Linked DNA regions of Homo sapiens: region 1 is linked to region 2. A link is a contact called in ENCODE Hi-C data. All regions are on one chromosome and are shown on one strand. The core of a region is the stretch at or near the end of the contact, and the rest is flanking DNA. Distances in the headings are between cores, read along the strand shown. Region 1 has its middle 40 kb from the start of PDGFB. Region 2 holds the start of APOBEC3H (apolipoprotein B mRNA editing enzyme catalytic subunit 3H).

What was found. A loop is a pair of places that touch in the nucleus more often than their neighbours do. Pooled maps may share reads with other maps.
Region 1: a pooled map shows a loop between it and region 2 (2.4-fold over the local background). The contact joins the enhancer-like site here to the promoter of APOBEC3H in region 2. A Hi-C loop is called at or near these places in 1 of 50 pooled maps.

Annotation. Positions count from the first base shown.
Region 1 is chr22:39,204,079-39,206,778 of GRCh38, forward strand. No RefSeq gene overlaps it. Among named protein-coding and RNA genes, the nearest start is that of PDGFB, 40 kb to the right of the region's middle. RefSeq lists enhancers at 917-1,856, 1,829-1,878. Within about 2 kb of position 1,398, at least 3 of the 41 ENCODE cell types and tissues checked have a DNase peak (open chromatin) inside an H3K27ac peak, as active enhancers do.
Region 2 is chr22:39,095,971-39,098,670 of GRCh38, forward strand. APOBEC3H (apolipoprotein B mRNA editing enzyme catalytic subunit 3H) reads left to right here and starts at 1,274. Exons shown (of 5, transcript NM_181773.5): 1 at 1,274-1,373. RefSeq lists enhancers at 396-1,595, 918-1,805, 1,136-1,475, 1,806-2,692.

The sequences.
Region 1 (2,700 bases), core at 148-2,647, 110 kb after region 2:
CTGGGATTACAGGCATGAGCCACCGCGCCCAGCCCTCCCAAGCCATTTCTCTGGATCCTGAAGCTAGAGAAGACCTCAGAGAATGGTCTGATGCTGCCCAGAAACCACAAAGGTGGAACATGGTGCATCCCTGTTTTACAGACAAGGGAGGGGACTGATTCTTAGGGAAGGGAAGTGACCTGTCCTATTAGAACCCAGGCGTCAGCTCTCCACCCATCTTCACTTGGTCAAAGTTGGAGGAAAGGGGGCCTTCAGCAGCACCAGGAGGGAATGATAACCAGGCTTCCCTGTCCAGCGCCCTCCCACCATCCCCGCAGCCATGGCCCAGTTGAGATCTTCCATACCTGGGACATGCAGTCAGTCATCACTGATCCAGCCATCTGTGTTGGGAGCCTACTGTGCATCTAGAACAGCCTACTGTTCTAGATGGCGAGGGAAGAGGGACGAACGCAACAGACACAGAGGTCCTTGCCACAGTGCTCCTAGCCCAGCTTGAGCAGCCAGTGCCCCGCCCTGCCTTCCCCTCATCCACGGCCTCTGTGGTCTCCTGGTTGCACACAGAGGGTCCTATTAACCTCCGGAGGCCAGGAGGTCTGTGAGTTTGGGCCTCATATTCAGGAAAGATCTACTTCAACTTTCAAGATTTTGTAGACCCAAACACGGGTCTACAAATGGCCGTTGCATGGTAGTTGTGTCAGAAGTGTTAGTTTGATCAATGTAAACTATTTAGAATGCAGAATGGCTTTGCTACCCCTATTTGATATTTCTTCACGCTTTCAATATAACCAAGCCTTATGCACCTGCTCCAGGTAAGCACCCTGTCCTGGCTGTGACTTAGTGGCCCCCTCGGGTTGGGGCAGCTTCCATGAGCTCATGCATTTTATTTTATTTATTTTTTCATTTTTATTTTTTGAGACTGTCGCCCAGGCTGGAGTGCAGTGGTATGATCTCGGCTCACTGACACGGCCGCCTCCTGGGTTCAAGTGATTTTCCTGCCTCAGCCTCCCGAGTAGCTGGGATTACAGGCACCTGCCACCACACCCGGCTAATTTTTTTCTATTTTTAGTAGAGATGGGGTTTCACCATTTTGGCCAGGCTGGTCTGGAACTCCTGACCTCAGGTCATCCACCCACCTTGGCCTCCCAAAGCGTTGGGATTACAGGCCTGAGCCACTGCGCCCGGCCAGAGCTCATGCATTTTAAAGGTGAGAAAGCCAAGGCATGTCTTCTCCCCCTCCCCCAGCTCAGCCCCCTCACAAAACATGCACAGGTGCACACAAGCATACATGCATGAACATTTGCCTATGCACACATGCTGACCGTGCACACACACATGCACATGCACACTGGACAACTGCACACACTCCCGCCCCAGACCCTGGCTGTGCCCTCCTGTGAGTCACAAGGTGACTCACAGGCACCTCCCTCCTCTCTGATCTTCAGGGTAGGGGAGAGACAGTAAAAGGGAGAGGGAGAAGAGATGTCTCAAAGCCAAACCTAAGAAAGTGACTTTGGGTCCAGCTGGGGCCTGAGGGACAATCAGGGTCAGGGCTGGGGATCCAGGGTGTCCTGCCTGTGCCAGCCCGGAAAACAAGGCACATCAGCACCAAGTCACCAAGGCCCTCCTTCTCTCACAAGCTCCCCTCCCTGTGGGCTCTTTCCCCGCCTGCTGGACCCAGGTTCCAGCTGGAGGGGAGGAAGCCACTAAGATGCAGTGGGGGAAAGTGATGCCCTCACAAACATAATACCACGACACCACACCCCGGGACACCCCCCAGTCACCACCCACAGCCTCCCAGTGGCTTCGTGGGGGATGTGGGTTGTTCAGACTGCAGCCAGCAATCACCAATAACCACCTGGCCCCAACACATCCCTGGCCTAGACACAAAGTCTTCAAATACCCAGGCCTTTTTTTTTTTTTCAGACAGAGTTTCGCTCTTGTTGCCCAGGCTGGAATGCAGTGGCGCGATCTTGGCTAACCGCAACTTCTGCCTCCCTGGTTCAAGCAATTCTCCTGCCTCAGCCTCCCGAGTAGCTGGATTACAGGCATGTGCCACCACACCTAGCTAATTTTGTATTTTTAGTAGAGATGGGGTTTCTCCATGTTGGTCAGGCTGGTCTCGAACTCCCGACCTAAGGTGATCTGCCCACCTCAGTCTCCCAAAGTGTTGGGATTACAGGCATGAGCCACCGCGCCCAACCTACGCTTTTTTTTTTTCAGCTTCAATCACCTGGGCTTGAGTGATCCTCCTGCCTCAGCCTCCCAAGTAGCTAGAATTACAGGAATGTACCACCACGCTCTTTTTTTTTTTTTTTTTTTTTCGGTTGTAGAGATGGGGTTTCTCCATGTTGCTCAGGCTTGTCTCAGACTCCTGGCCTCAAGCAATCCACCAGCCTTGGCCTCCCAAAGTGCTGGGACTGAAGGATGAGCCACTGTGCCCAACCTTCACCTGGTTCTTTACATGCAATCCCTGGGAAGGCTGTGTAGACAGAGTGGGAAGAGTCACTTGGCTTCACAGACGGAAGCCTGGAAGGGGCAAGGCAGGATTTGAAACCCAGGGAGGGGCTGGGGGTTCTGGAGCGCTAGCTTCCAGAGGGTGGAGGCCAGGTCACCGCTGATTTTGGTGGTCATGTTACCTGTACCCCACCCGGGCCATAACCTCCATGGAGTGAGCGGCAGGTGCGCTGGGAGAGCTGGGGG
Region 2 (2,700 bases), core at 24-2,523:
GAGGACATGGGTTCCAGAATGCAAATGTGAAGTCCAGGTCCTTCATCTCTGACCTGGGAGGCCCTTTAGGAGCAGTAAGTCCCCTCCCTCGTGTCTCCTCTCCTGCTCCTTTCCATGGAGCAATGAAGAACCTCAAAGTAGCTAGCTGTGGGGGAGAAGGGACACAGGAAGTCCTGGCCAGCACTCCAGCTCTGCTGTTGATTTGCTGTGTGACGTGGGGACAGTATCTTAGCCTCTCTGTGCTTGGGACCTCCTCTGACTGTCAGGATCACTGCCCTCCCCTCCCAGTGCTATCTGGGGACTGGGCTAGATAATGGGCACTGGATCCGCTGGAGATGCAGTCCTGAGCCTGACCCCAGTGCTCATTTCACATCAGGCTCAGGGTCCTGCCAGGAGGCTGAATGCCAAAGGTCAGTGGGGTGGTGGGGAGGGGGCTGCAGCCTGCCCTGTCCACCAGGGGAGTGGCATCTGGTCTATGGTGTCAGCCCTGGTCTGGATCCCTGCTCCTTTCTGTGGCTTCTATTCCTTTCATTTATTTTAGTTTAGTTTAGTTTTTGAGACGGAGTTTTGTTCTTATTGCCCAGGCTGGAGTGCGGTTGGCCAGGTTGATTTTGAACTCCTGACTTCAGGCAATCCACCTGCCTCAGCCTCCCAAAGTGCTGGGATAACAGGCACCGTGACCAGCCATCAATTCCTTTCTTTTTTCTTTCTTTTTTATTTTTATTTATTTATTTATTTTTTGAGACAGGGTCTCGTTCTGTTGCCAGGGTGGAGTGCAGTGGTGCGACGTCGGCTCACTGCAACCTCTGCCTCCAAGGTTCAAGCAATTTCCCTGCCTCAGCCTCCCAAGCAGCTGGAACTACAGGCGCAGGCCACCAAACCTGGCTAATTTTTTGTATTTTAGCAGAGACGGGGTTTCACCATGTTGGCCAGGATGGTCTTCATCTCCTTACCTTGTAATTTGCCCACCTCAGCCTCCCAAAGTGTTCGGATTACAGGTGTGAGCCACCGCATCTGGCCTTTGTTCTTTTGTAAACTATACCTGGGGAGGGAGTTGAGTCTGGCTGTACCTGGAGAGGGAATTGGGGGTGGGAGGATGGGAGGTGAGCCACCTCCATCAGACTTCCCCTGCCAAGCCCGAGGAAATAGAGAAAGAAAGGAGCCTGAGGGATCTGAAGCACCCCAGGGCCCTCCCACTCCAGTCCCACAAAAGGAAGAGGGTGGAGCCACCCTCATCAAGCAGTGACTTTTTGTGACTTTTGGGAGAGCTGACCTTTTGTGACTTTTGGGAGAGCTGCCAAAAGTGAAACTTAGTGCCTCAGACAAGCAGGGGCAAGTCTGCTAAGGAAGCTGTGGCCAGAAGCACAGATCAGGTACTGCCGCCCACTCTGTCCACTGGGCCCTCTGCTGCCACTTCCTGCCTGGCAGCCCTTCTGTGCCTCAGCCCTGGCCTCCCGCTGCCCCAGCCCCAGCCCTGGGCTCCTTCTCCTCTGGCTCCCCTGCCATCCCCACTCCCACCCAGGCTCTTTGCCCTGCTGTGTGGTCACCCCACTGCTGCTTCTGAACGGGCCGCCTCCCCGGCCTGCACCAGCCCAAGACCCCTGCTGAGACTCTCCCCTAAGAGTCATGGCTGGGCTAGTGCTCCCCACCTTGGGAGGGTGCTCTCTCTGTGTGCTTCCTGCCATTCCTGGGCTCTGGAACTGGGAGAACTGAACTAAAGGATGATGGGAGCAATCTGGAATTTTGTTCACAGTGCTTTGATGAACTTTGTGTAAGATTACTTTGTTTCAATACAAAGTCTTAGGAGAGGGTGTGGGGAGGCAATGATCTCTGAAGCACAAGGCAAATCATCTCTTCCAAGGATGTCTCCACTGTGGGCAGAGGAGGATGCAGATGACCCTGAACACACACTCCTCCTCCATGATCAGTATTCACATTCACCGTTTATAATGACACCAGTAACACGGAATATACGGAAAAACTCAATGATCAGGAGAAATGCTTTTATTTTAAAATTTAGGAAGAAGAGAGCCTGGTTCCCAAAGGCTCCCTCCTGCAGGGCCCGTGATGCAGAGGCTGGCAGGGCTGGCCAGGAAAGTGGCCCAGCTCCATGGCCTGGGCAGGTTACCCCACCTCTCTGCACCTCTGGCCCCTCCTCTGTAAGATGAGAATGGCCCCTGCAGGCCTAGGGCAGCCTCACGTGAGCTCAGATCCTCTCAGCACTTAGAAGAGTGGCCTGGGCCTGGGGATGGAAGTGCTACCCTGATTTTTTGTTTCGTTTTGTTTTTTTGAGAAGGGGTGTCTCAGTCTGTTGCCCAGGCTGGAGCGCAATCTCGGCTCACTACAAGCTCCACCTCCTGGGTTCACGCCATTTTCCTGCCTGGCCAGGCAAAATGGCTCATGCCTGTAATCCCAACACTTTGGGAAGCTGAGAGGGGAGGATCATCACTAAAGGCCAGGAGTTCCAAACCAGCCTGGGCAACACAGGGAGACCCCCTTATCTACTAAAACTAAAAAAATAAAATAAAATAACATGAATAGGTAAAATGCCAGGAATTAATTGAACTGAAATATTAAGAGCTCTTATTTTGAAGGGGAGAATTTTATTCACTTTTCTTATTTTTAATGGGTTAGAGGATGGGTGGCAGAAATACTGGGAGGATGGGAGATCCATCCCTGGAAAGACCAGAGCTAGGGCCC